Linked DNA regions of Homo sapiens: region 2 is linked to region 1. The links are chromatin contacts, found by Hi-C in ENCODE. All regions are on one chromosome and are shown on one strand. Each heading gives the region's core, a stretch centred on a gene start or an enhancer-like site at or near the end of the contact. The rest is flanking DNA. Distances are from core to core; before and after follow the strand shown. Region 1 holds the start of LINC01177 (long intergenic non-protein coding RNA 1177). Region 2 overlaps LOC101927026 (a long non-coding RNA gene).

What was found. Hi-C counts contacts between places; a loop is a spot of excess contacts on that map. Pooled maps may share reads with other maps.
Region 2: a map of Right ventricle myocardium inferior shows a loop between it and region 1 (4-fold over the local background). The contact joins the enhancer-like site here to the promoter of LINC01177 in region 1. A Hi-C loop is called at or near these places in 4 of 168 maps with a recorded cell type or tissue (Caco-2, Right ventricle myocardium inferior and heart left ventricle) and 5 of 50 pooled maps.

The regions. Positions count from the first base shown.
Region 1 is chr16:9,442,772-9,448,593 of GRCh38, forward strand. LINC01177 (long intergenic non-protein coding RNA 1177) reads right to left here and starts at 2,214. Exons shown (of 4, transcript NR_126397.1): 1 at 2,162-2,214; 2 at 1,214-1,381. It overlaps LINC01195 (long intergenic non-protein coding RNA 1195), which reads right to left. Exons shown (of 5, transcript NR_126349.1): 3 at 5,138-5,271; 4 at 3,400-3,458; 5 at 3,242-3,297.
Region 2 is chr16:9,488,629-9,495,233 of GRCh38, forward strand. All of the region lies in intron 1 of LOC101927026 (a long non-coding RNA gene), which reads left to right. Among named protein-coding and RNA genes, the nearest start is that of LINC01195, 36 kb to the left of the region's middle. Within about 2 kb of position 1,408, at least 5 of the 41 ENCODE cell types and tissues checked have a DNase peak (open chromatin) inside an H3K27ac peak, as active enhancers do.

The DNA.
Region 1 (5,822 bases), core at 964-3,463:
ACAGAATCTTTCTGAGACTTGATTTCCCCAACTCTAAAAAGTGCGCTTATATTACCTACATCATAGGGCCGTGGTGAGGATTAGCAAGACAGTAACTGGGAAGTGTTTAGCACGGAGCCTAGTGCTTAGTGATTATTTAATACTGCTGTTATTGCTGTTATTGCGAATACTTAGCACTGTGCTGGGGAGGTGTACCTAGGAAACTAGCATGTATTAAAGACCGACTTTTTATTCATATTTTATCTAATCCTCACAGCAACCCAAGAGGGAAATGCTATGATTATGCCCTGTGTGTTTACAGATGATGATCTGAGGCTCAAAGAAATGAGGTAACTAATGGAAATGCAGCACTAGGAAATGATGGAGCCCAGTTTGTCCCGAGGTCTATCTGACTCTAAAGACCTTGGTCCCTGCACCTCAACACAAGGACGGGGCTTTCACAACTGGGTGAGGAAGGAGAGGAGGGAAGCAGGGAGCCCAGAAGAGCTGCAGACGAGTCAAGCAGAGGCAGCTCCTGTAGCTACACCCTCGTGTCAGCAAGGAGGACCTCAACTGCTCTGGGAAACTGCCTGATCTATGATATTTAAAATGCCTTCTTCATTTTGGGAGGCTGAGGCTAGAGGATCACCTGAGTCCAGGAGTTCAAGACCAGCTTGGGCAACATAGGGAGACCCCCCCCATCTCTACAAAAGAAATTAAAAAATTAACCAGGCATGGTGGCACATGCCTGTAGGCCCAGCTATTCAGGAAGCTGAAGAGGGAGGATCGCTTAAGGTGGGTAGGTTGACGCTGCAGTGAGCTATGATTTTGCCACTTCACTCCAGTCTGGGCAACAGAGCGAGACCCTGTCTCTAAAAAAATAATAAAATAGCCTGTAATCGCAGCAATTTGGGAGTCCAAGGTGGGCAGATCGCAAGGTCAGGAGTTCAAGACCAACCTGGCCAATATGGCGAAACTGTCTCTACTAAAAATACCAAAAAATTAGCTGGGCGTGGTGGCACATGCCTGTAATCCCAGGTACTCGGGAGGCTGAGGCAGGAGAATTGCTTGAACCCGGGAGGTGGAGGTTGCAGTGAGCGGAGATCGCACCATGGCACTCCAGGAAAAAAAAAAAAAGCTTTCTTTCTTTTAGAGTCTATAAAGATTTTTTGCAATTTCTTGACCTTTGGTGGGGTCTACAGACTCTTAGGAGCATAGCATGTAGAGGAAGTACCTGGCTTCCAAGGCTCAGCTGGAATCAGGAAGAAGGTGTTCGTTGGTGGGCTGGCCCCTGTGGAGATGTCTTTCTTCAGTGAGCACCTGCCCAATCCCCTTCCTCATTCCCTTCACACACCTGGCTTTGTGGTCACCTTTCCCTGCATGTTGGTCCGGCTTGTCCTGTCTTTCCAACATTTGAATATGAAGAGCAGGGACAAGTGAAGGGTTGAGTTCACGGCTTTGTGTGCTTTCTTTACAGTCTCTCTATAAATGAATCCATTCAGAGAGTTCTGGCAACACTGTGAGCTCTCTTTGAAGTTCCCTTGCTCAAAAGGTCTAATCACTGTCTCACTACGTCTATGCACTATGCACTTGGTTATGTAGGGGAAAAGGGCTTAATGACACACATGGGACCTCTTCTTCATACCAGGTCTTTGGTTAGCATATTTAATCCTCACAGCAACACTATGGAAGGAGGGCTTTATAATCCCCAGTTAACGGTAAGGCAATTGGGTTTTGGAGAAGCAAAGTGACATGTCCTAGGTCACACAGCTGGTAAAGAAAAGATGCATGACTAGAACCTAGGTATATATGATTCCTGACCCTGTGCCCTGGCTACCGTGCCAGCCTGGGAAATTATGGGGCTTTGAGATGAAAATAATTGACCAGACAGCCAAAAGAACATGGGGGTAGATGTCACAGCTGTCATGACCAGTGGCCTCTGGTGAATAGCATTATACAAATGTAGAAATGGTTTGCTCTGAGGCTGAGATGAGTCAAGATCTGGAGAAACAGTCTTGATCTACAGTGGTCAGTTGCCTGTGCTGGGTACTACTGAGGACAGCTGCCCAGGAATGGAGGCACTGAGTGGTGCAAAATCCGAGGATACGGGACACCAGGGGAATCCACCTTTCGGAGCCTGCCCTTTCACAAAGGAGCGGCTGCGTGCTCCCAGCCCACTTACCAGGCTGTGTCATGCTGAAGTATAAGCAGCTCCGGAAATACCCCATTGTGTCTTGTCTCCGCTGGGCCTTGGCACAAGCTGGTCTTCCTTGCTGGAGGACGCCTCTCTGCCTGGCTGATTCTCATTCACCCAAGACGAAGGCTGGAGATATTTAGTATCTCCTTTGATTGGTAACTGGTTCTAGAACCTGTGATTGAGGAACAGGTAGGGGAAGGGGTAGAGATTCACTGCTTTCCTGAGAGTTCTATAAATCCTGAGTAACTTGGGATCTGATGTAGGAGGCAAACATTGTGGAGACTCAGAGTTGGGAGACGAAAGTATGGAAGTAGCTGGGGCAGCTGGGGGCTTAGGTGGCTCCACTGGAGGTGATTGTATATTATCATGTGTTTTAAGAATAAGACAAAGTTTTGAATTGTAGCTTAAAGATACAAATCTCAATCTCTGCTTTTGCTATTGATTTGAATTTAAAAAAGTAGGATGTTGGGTTTTGGTCAGAGGACTGAGTCTGCATAGGGAAACATTTTGAGATAATTCTTCTCTGTGGGCCAGAGGTCCTCCATAAAACTTTTGTAGAGGTTCCCATAGTGCTGTGGGTAAGTAGACTCCGAGGTCAGAAGACTAGGGCTGGAATCCCTGCTTCTCTGCTCATCAGCCATAAGTCCTTGGACCAGATACTTAGCTGTTCTGGACCTCAGTGACCTCTTCTCTAAAATGGGCATATTGATGCCTACCTCGTGGGATCATTACAGGAAAGAATAGAAGGCATGTTAAATGCTTAGCTTAGCGCCTAGCATTCGGTAATGTGATCATTAAATGTCAGCTTTTGTTATTTTTAATACTTTTAAAAGCTCAGGTTTTGGAATCAACACAGATACGTGTTTCAAAAAAGCATTGTCATTTGCCTGACAATGGAAGGGTAAATTAATTAAACACTCTGAGCCTCAGTCTTTCTCCTTGCAAAATAATAGCAGCAACAATGAGGAGGACAACAACCACATAACGCATCAGGATCTTGTAAATTTCAATGAAAGGTAAGGCCTGTGAAGTGATTAGAAAACTGGTAAACATTCAATACATAACTTGTATTATTTTTTCTTATTCTCTTGGTCTTACTGGTGAAGGGCCATTGTCTGCTTCTGTGAAAGTACAGAGAGTCCAGTAAATCTTTAGAAAATATGCAAGCTTGACTGGTCTGTGTTCTCAACACTGTCTGAAGAACCTGGCTGAGTCCTACTCACCCAAGACAAAGGCTGGAGATATTTGGTATCTTCCTTTGATTGGTAACTGGTTCCGGAACCTGTGATTGAGTAATACGTAGAGAAAGGGGGAGTGATTCACTGCTTTCCTGAGAGTCCTATAAATCCTGAGTAACTTGGGATCTGATGTGGGATGCTGAGAGGAGGAGGCAAGCATCGTTGAGACTCAGAGTTGGGAGGTGGAAGTATGGAAACAGCTGGGGCTTTTGGGGGCTTAAATAGCTCTGTCGGAGGGTACTGTGAGACCTGGGCCCTGAGGGGTTATGATGGCAGCAACCAAGACAACGTCTGTAAAATACAGAGCATGATCCATTTGCAGCAGGCACCTCAGCAGGGGTCCAGGGGAGCTGGGAGCGGGATCATGGTTCTGAGTGCACAAAAGGGAAGGCTGATTAGAGGAAGTTCTGCCCATTTTCCTGCTATTTCCCAGACATTCCAGGACCAAGAGTCACTTTTATTTTTATTTATTTATTTATTTATTTATTTATTTATTTATTTATTTATTTTGAAGCAGAATCTCGCTCTGTTACGCAGGCTGGAGTGCAGTGGTGCAATCTCAGCTCACTAAAACCTCTGCCTCCCAAGTTCAAGCGATTCTGCTGCCTCAGCTACCAGAGTAGAGTAGCTGGGATTACAGGTGTGCACCTCCACACCCAGGTAATTTTTGTATTTTTAGTAGAGAAGGGGTTTCATCATTTTGGCCAGGCTGGTCTTGAGCTCCTGACCTCTGGTGATCTGCCCCCCTTGGCCTCCCAAAGTAGTGTGAGATTACAGGCATGAGTCACCATGCTCAGCCAAGAGTCACTTTTAAAGGAAAGAAAAATCCTATTGGAGTAATGGAGAGTCTCATCAGGAAGAACAGAGCTTCAGCATAAATATAGACTGAGTTTCTATGGAGTTCCCTGTCATCTGTTTATGGGTGAGGGCACATGATGGGGTGAGGTTTATTTTATCTTTAAGGGGCGTGGACCCAACAGACCTGCTCTAATGCAATTATTTTTGAAATACCCTTGAGGATTTGATATTTACAGCTCAACGTCTGAAATGAGCCAAGGGTATTGATAAGACTGTGTGTGTATGTGTGTTGTGTATACTAAGTTATTTTCAATTCCTGCTCCCTCGAGCCTCTCCTTTCTTGGCAGGAGCCCTTGGAGGCCACTTGGCAGATGGCAGCTGGCCCATAGCTGCAAAGATCTGTCAGTCATGAGGCACCTCAGGGCTGGTATGTTTCACCAGGGCCCTTCTACCATCTCTGGGTGATTGGGTCCAGGAAGCTCCAGAGAAAAATTTAAAAATAAAAAACAGACTCAGGCACACTGTAGGTTCTTTAACTGAAATGTTTTCAGAAGCTGCTTAGGTGGCTTCTAGCTCAAATGGCAATAACAGTGATAATAATTGTTAGAGGACAGTGATTTTTCCCCTTTTCGTAACAGTGCCACCCCAGAATAGCAGGAAGTTCAAATACCTTGGAACTGAGTTTATTAGAGCCAAATGCATGCATTAAGGTCTGTCCCACATGAGTCTGGGAAGAATGGAAGGAAAGCCAAATTGAAACCTGCTAGGTTCAAGGGAGTAGAGCAGAACATTTCATAAACAAAATAAAATCTCACAGAATGGGATGCTCATAAGAGGGAACTGAAATCTCCAGAGGGCAGTGACTTTATAACAACAATGGTGATGATTTACTTGTTTGTTCACTCAGTACACATTCATTGAATACCTGCTTTGTGCCAGGCTCCGTTCTTGGCACTGGGATTACAAGCGTGTCCTGACCTTCACGTTCTATCAGGAGAGACAGTCTTTGAACATGATTTCACTCATACAGGTAATTACAAGGCAAAATCCATCGGTGCTCTGAGATTGACAAAGGGAAGCAAGTCAGGTAGGAGGTTGAAGGAAATGACAGTGAAGATGAAGTTTGAAAGATGAGTGTGAGCCCTGTGGGTGGGTTGGGGAGATGGGGCTAAAGGAACATTCCAGGCAGAGGAAAGAGCATGTGGAAAGACCTTGCGATGAAAGAATCTGGCTCACAGAGGAGACAGATATGCGTGGTTGAAGCAAGAGGGAAGACAAAGATCCTAGGGTGAAGCTGGAGGGGGAGAAGGAGACAATCAGGCTGCCCCTGAGGGGCATGTTGTAGATTTTGAACTTGATTTTACAAACAAAGAAAAGGTATGAAATAGGTGGGTGCAGTGGTTCATGCCTGTAATCCCAACACTTTGGAATGCTGAAGTGGGAGGACTTCAGCCAGGAGTTGAATACGAAGCCTGGGCAACATAGTGAGACTCCCATCTCTACAAAAATATTAAAAAAAAATAGCTGGGCATGGTGGTGCACACCTCTTTCCAGCTACTTGGGAGGCTGACTTGGAAGGATCACTTGAGCCCAGGAGGCCGAGGCTGCAG
Region 2 (6,605 bases), core at 158-2,657, 45 kb after region 1:
TGAGGATTTACAAGGGTGAACTCAGCTCAGTGCCAGTCGGAAGGCAAATTTTTGTTTTCTCTTAAACTATTGAGAAGTATGATTATACTTAAGGTCCCTGCTATGGGCTGGGTTTTGTCCCCGCAAAGTTCATATGTTGAAGCCCTAACCCACAGCACTACAGAATGTAACTTTTTGGAGATAGGGTCTTTAAAGAGACGATTAAGTTAATATCATGGCTGTTGGGGTGGGTTCTAATCCAATGTGACTAGCATCCTTATGAGAAGAGGAAATCTGGACATAGAGATACACCAGGGGTGTGTGTGCACGGAGGAAAGATCATGTGAGGATACAGCAAGAAGATGGCCATCCAGAAGCCAAGGAGAGAGACCTCCTAATGAAACCAATGCTGCGGACACCTTCATCTTGGACTTCCAGCCTCCAAAACTGTTGGAAAATAATTTTCAGTTGTTTAAGCCACCCACTCTGAGGTATTTTGTTATGGCGGCCCTAGCAAACTAATATGGTCCTCTTTACTCCTTATAGTAATGATACTAGTAGCTAATATTTATCTTCAAATGCATTTATCACTTAATCTCCATAAATTGTGTGACGTCAATGAAAGAATTAGCTTCATTTTACACATGAAAAAACTGAGACTAATAGAAGTTAGGATAGAGCTGGGCCTGTTGATGTTCCAAAGCCATGCTCTTACTATGGGGGTTGTTAGAGTAATAATGGGGTCACAGTAGTCAGGAATTCTCAGACAGGGGGATGATGCCACTGTGTCACTTCCTGTTTCACAGGAAGTAGGACAGAGCAATGGAGGGAAGCCAGATTTAATGTCAGAAGTCTGGACCATCAATTTTATCCCTTCCCATTGCCTCCTTTTAAATTTTAGTCAATTCAATAAATATTTTCAACTCCTCGTCTGTACCAGGCACCAAGCCACAGAATGGAGTTCTGGCAATGAACACTGCAGACATGGCCGCCTTTAGCCTCATGGAGCTTAGGGTCTGGGAGCATTGTCAGTTTCTGAATCCTCCAAGTGCTAAACTATCTTCTCTCTTCAAATTAGAGAAAAGAAATGAGACAGCAGGCCTGCTTCTTTGAGTGTTTTTTTCTTTTTTGTTTCCGTTTTCTGACAACCATACTTCACGTCTGACAGAGGAAATGATTCTTTTTGTCAGTGATAAATTTATGAGTTTTGACTGTTTGTGAAGTTCCCTAATTAATTCTTTATAGACTTCTATTGGCAACTGAATTTGTGTTTTGAGTTAAAAATGGGAGTTCAGATGAATTACAGTTGAACATTCTGCTCCCTTTGAAGAGCTCATACTCCACATTCTACGCTGTTAATCTCTCTGCTTACTGAGAGGCACCGTTTGTCTTGCAGTGACGCACGGTGGGTGGTTACCATGGCATAGGAAAACATTGCCAGCGCTGGCCCTGTCGTCATGGAACCCCTGGGCCATCTCCTGAGAAACTTGGTAAGGGCTCCCAAGCCGCCCATACCTCCTTGGCACCACAAGTGTAGCTTTTTATTTTGTGTGTGGGCAGCTTGACATCTGCACCTGACCAAGAGATTGATGTGGCTAAACAAATTTAGGAAATGAGCAGCAGTGGATCTCTGTTCAGAGAGGGAGGAGGAGAGAGAAGGAGGGAGGGAAGAAAGGAGAGAGGGAGAGAGCCAGAAAACAGAGCAAGATAAAGGAAGAGAATGCACCTGAAATAGACACAAGGATAAATGGATCAAGGAGAGAGGAGAAACAGATAATCACAACAGCGAATATTTGTTAAATGCATGCTCTTTGCCAGGTATGATGGTCGGGGCTCTGGCCGCATTATTGTATTTCTTCTTCATGATGACCCTGTGCAGTAGAAACTTTGTTATTTTCCTTACTTTCAAAGTGTAAAAACAAGCTCAGAGAGACTAAATAAATTACCCAAGTTCACACAGTTCTTCAAGTATGGAGCCAGTCTGCAAATTCAGGCAGATGAATTTAGAGGATACACTTTAAATGACTATGGTTGGGAGTCAGAGTGGGTAAGAGAATTATAAAGAAAGAGGTTGAGAGAATTGACACGCACATACACAGAGAGAGAAAGGGAGAGAGAGAGAGAGAGAGAGTGATTTACAGAAAGAGACAGTGTGAGACATGGGAGAGTGAGAAAAATACAAAGAATTTAAAGAAGTGTGTAGAAAGAGTCTGAGATAGTTGACATGCACACAGAGAAAAACAGAGAGGCAGAAACAGACAGACGGAGAGAGAAGACTTTTGCAAAAACAACAGAAAAACAACCCTTCCTTTATGTAAGACTAAAATATCTGAGAAAATAACAGCATGGATTCTGTGATTTTCATGGCAAGGCATTTTTGTTTTACTTAGTTTACATTATCATTCACACTGTGGAAACGCTGAAATGGAAGAAATAATTTGCAGTGGGATACAGCCAGTCTTTGGAGACACAGGTCTCTGAATTCAGAGCTCTGACTCCAGAGCATGTGTGTTTTTCCCGGAGTGTGGTGACGGCAGCATGAAAATTTTCAGGGGTGCGTGATAGGTGAAGGAAGGAAGCAGAAATGGAAGGGCTGAGATCATCTGAGTTTCTTTTACCCTCACAGAGGCCAACCTGAGTTGCACATTTTTCTTGGTCCTTCCTAGTGACATTTTTCAAGGTCCTTCCCTTGGTGATGAGCTCAGGGGAGCATTGACTGCCTGGGAGCCAAGGCTGTTAGCTATATTACACATGGCATCCCATTAACTCCTTACAACAGGCTATGTTTGAGGGATATAATCCTTATTATGTACATAAAGGAAAAGGGCACAGAGAGATTAACTATTTCAAGTTCACACAGCTTGCAGGTGGTAAAACTAGAACTAGAATCCTAGCAACCTATATCAAGAGCCCTTGACCCTAGGCTCACATTGAAGGCAAAATGCTCAGAGTACACAGACCCTGGAGGAGCAGCAGTTTTTCTAGGTATCCTTTACGGCGATCCTTATTTGCAAGGAGACTGTGGAGGGCATGTGCATCTATCATATGAGTAGGTCAAACCTCCATGAGTTTTAGTAAGGAAAACAAGTCTAAATTAGCTTGGACACAAACGCTAGGGGACTTCTAATTCCTTACTACGTGCAACCAGGCAAGGATGATGCCATCAAGAGTTTTATCCACCATCATCTTTGGTGCCAAATGCAACAGATTAGGCATTGCCAAACAGTTTCTGGTTCAGTCCTGCTACACTGAATCTGTAATGCTAGGGCTCAGAGAAGGGCAAGAATCCATCCTCTGTGTGTACTTGACATTGATTTGAGCTGTGATCAGTCAAAAGACCCTTATCACACAGATCAACATGGAATTTGGAAAAACAACAACAACAAGAATATTGGTGACAACAACAACAACGAGTGGGTCCCAAGAGCAGAGCACTAAGCTTAATTAACAGATAAGTACCTACTAGGGAGGAGAGGTGAAGTAGAAGTAAAATGCTTGGGCTGTGGAATAGCACAGACCTATATTTTAGCTTAGTGAACTCTTACAGTTATAAGCTATGTAACCTTAAGAAAATGATCGAACTTCTCTGAAATACAATTGCACTGCAAATCTTGTACTTTCACTATTACATGAAACACAGAAGCTAATTGAAACACAGTTCTTACTCTTGAGTAAAACAGGTAATTATCTACTTAACTATAGATCATTGATGAGATAATTATAGGTAACTATAGATACAGGTAATTGATGAGAACTACATCAGAGCTATCCCCAAAGGTTAGAAAAATTGATCAGGGATAGAGACGTCAGGAAGAGGTTCTAGATGGGACAAGACTTGAGCTGTAATCATCATCACTGTCATCATCGTCACTGTTGACAATATTGTTATAGGACCAACAGATGCATATCCTCACTGCAATTTAACAGACCAATACAGTGACACAGCAGGGTTTACAGCAGAGAAAGGCACTGAGTGAGGAAATTGGAGGAGACTCTGAAATCCATCTCCCCAAGGAGTTCTGGGCTAGGGTTTTTAAGGGGATCATGGAGGGCAAGGGGCTGGAAATTTGGGTCATTGGTTGGTTGGGGTAAGGAGTATGAAATCATCAGGACTTGGAAACCGCATTTCTTGATGAGTCAGTTTCTCATGGAGGCCTTCAGACCAGATGATGTCAATAGTTTCACTGATATGTAGGACCTAAAAGAATATCTCAATTGAAAAACTGAATATTTTATAATGTTCAAGTTATTATCTCTAGAGCAGTTAAGGGGAACTATAATCTTATAAGAGGGTGCGCATGATTCTAAAACAATAGACACCAAACAGCTATGAGCGAGCAAGCTGACCTAATGATGAATGCTGCGTGTACTGCAAACTTGGTTTGTTTTTGTTTTTCTCCCTTTCTTCTTTACTGATAGACTTTTATGCAGTATATAGGGACAATTTCAACATTAACTATCATCTTTTGAATATTAGTGGTGAGCCAGGATGCCACTATAGGATCCACGCATTCTACATTTACTTCTCAGAGTCACCCTGAATTATTTATCTCAGGTTACAGAAGAGGAGCCTAAAGCTAGCTTCAAGATGTATCTGGCACATGGCTGGTACTTGCTTAAGGTCACGGAGCTAGGAAAGAGCTGAGATTCAGGCTCATATCCACCTGACTGCAAGTTCAGGTAGACCTCAGAAAAGATACTTATTTATGGCTTTACTCTCTAGCTGAATTTCTAAAATGTTGTTTGTAAGTCTTTTCCCTTTAAAATTGAACTACATTTTATTATGGGCTTCTGTTATAATTTCAGGGATAATAAATCGTCATCACTGATCTCTTCCATTGCCCCCAGCTTTTCTAACCTCAGTTTATGTTATTTACGGTCACAGCGTTCTCTCAGTCACTCTGCCAAGTAGCTAATGGTGTATAAACACATGCTTAAGTCCACCCAGGAATGTTGTTGCTAGACTTCCCTTTGGTAGATTGAAAATTTCTATTGTTCTGAGAGTACAGGTCCCTGCATTTTCAGAAGAGCATGTCTGTCTATCGAAGCTGCATTTAATTGACATCAACACGTTGCTGCTGCTCTGCTGAATAATATTTTCCTGATTCCAATGGAGACGTCCCTCTGCATTAGTTATTAAGAATCTTTTGCCTTTCAATAACAAAGCTCATTTTGACTCAGCTTGGTCAAGAAGCAATTTATTGGAAGGATATTGTTGGAAGGATATTGTTGGAAGGATATTGCGTTTTAGAGAATCCAAGGAAATGCTGAACAACCAGTTCTAAAAATTGGGGTGGGCTCAGCGAGGGTAAAGGGAAATGGGCTACTCCAGGGGCCTATGGGAAAGGAGCTTATGGCTCATTCATCTTTAATTCTACAGCAAAATTCCTAAAGGTGAGTTAGGTGAGTTTCTTCTCTGTATCCACCAGCAATTTGTACTTAGTCATATGCTGAAGCCTGATTTGCACCCGTTAGCAAAACCAATTATTAAATTTTCAGAAATTTTGTGAATTAGTTGTTATACCATTGGTAACGTCAAACTAACCACAGTGGGACTATTTACACCAAAGGCAATGGAAAATGTTACAAACTGGTGCTTTATTTTTTTCTTTCTTAGAGAGCTGGTTTACAAGCACACCTCCACTATAGAATATACATGCTTTAACCATCCAAAGTCATGTTTAAGAATATGAACTTCGAATCAGACTGTGGATTTGATGTCTAGCTCCACTACTTCCTTGCTCCGTGATATTGCAAGTTCCCTAGACTGTCTGAGCCTCAACTTCCTCACCTGTGAGATAAAGATAATCGTTCTAAAAACAAAGAGAGTTTGTTGTGAGGATTCATTGACATTCATTGACTTAATCCAGGGTGTTTGGCCAATAGAAAGTACTCTATACAGGTTAGCTATTTTCTTTTTTTCTTTGTTGTCATGCTAAGTCTTTATTTATTTATTTATTTGTTTTAGTATTTTTTTTTTCAGTAGGTTTTTGGGAAACAGGTAGTGTTTGGTTACATGTATAAGTTCTTTAGTGGTGATCGCTGAGATTGTGGTGCACCCATCACCCGAACAGTATATACTGCACCCAATGTGTAGTCTTTGATCTCTCATTCCCCTCAGGTTAGCTATTCTTCATACTGATGAGCAATTGTTCATCTATTTGTTGACTATTTTCTGGAGCCTCAGTATCTGCACAGTTCTTGGCACTAGTAAGCACTAATGTTTTGATTAAGGAAGGAAGGAAAAAAGAGACAAAAGAAGGAGAGTGGGACCATGGAAATACACCCGTTTTCGCTCACTGGTATGTCCCCAGCATCCAGAACTTTGTCTGACACATGGCTGGTACTCAGTGAATATTTTTTTTTTTTGCATGAATTAATAGGTACATAAACCCTAAATTCTCTTTTGGACCACTTTGTTATATTCTTCTCTCCAGTGTCAAACTAACGTCTTCCTCTCATGTAAATTTCATTCCATATTCATGTTTCCACTCTTTAAATAACAGTGATCAGGTCATCTCTGGCCTTTACATGATGATTTTAAAAATATTTTATGTAAGATACTGTATCTCTTCATGTTTTTATTTCTCTGGGATGAGATTTCCAAAGGGTCAATGCAGAGGGTG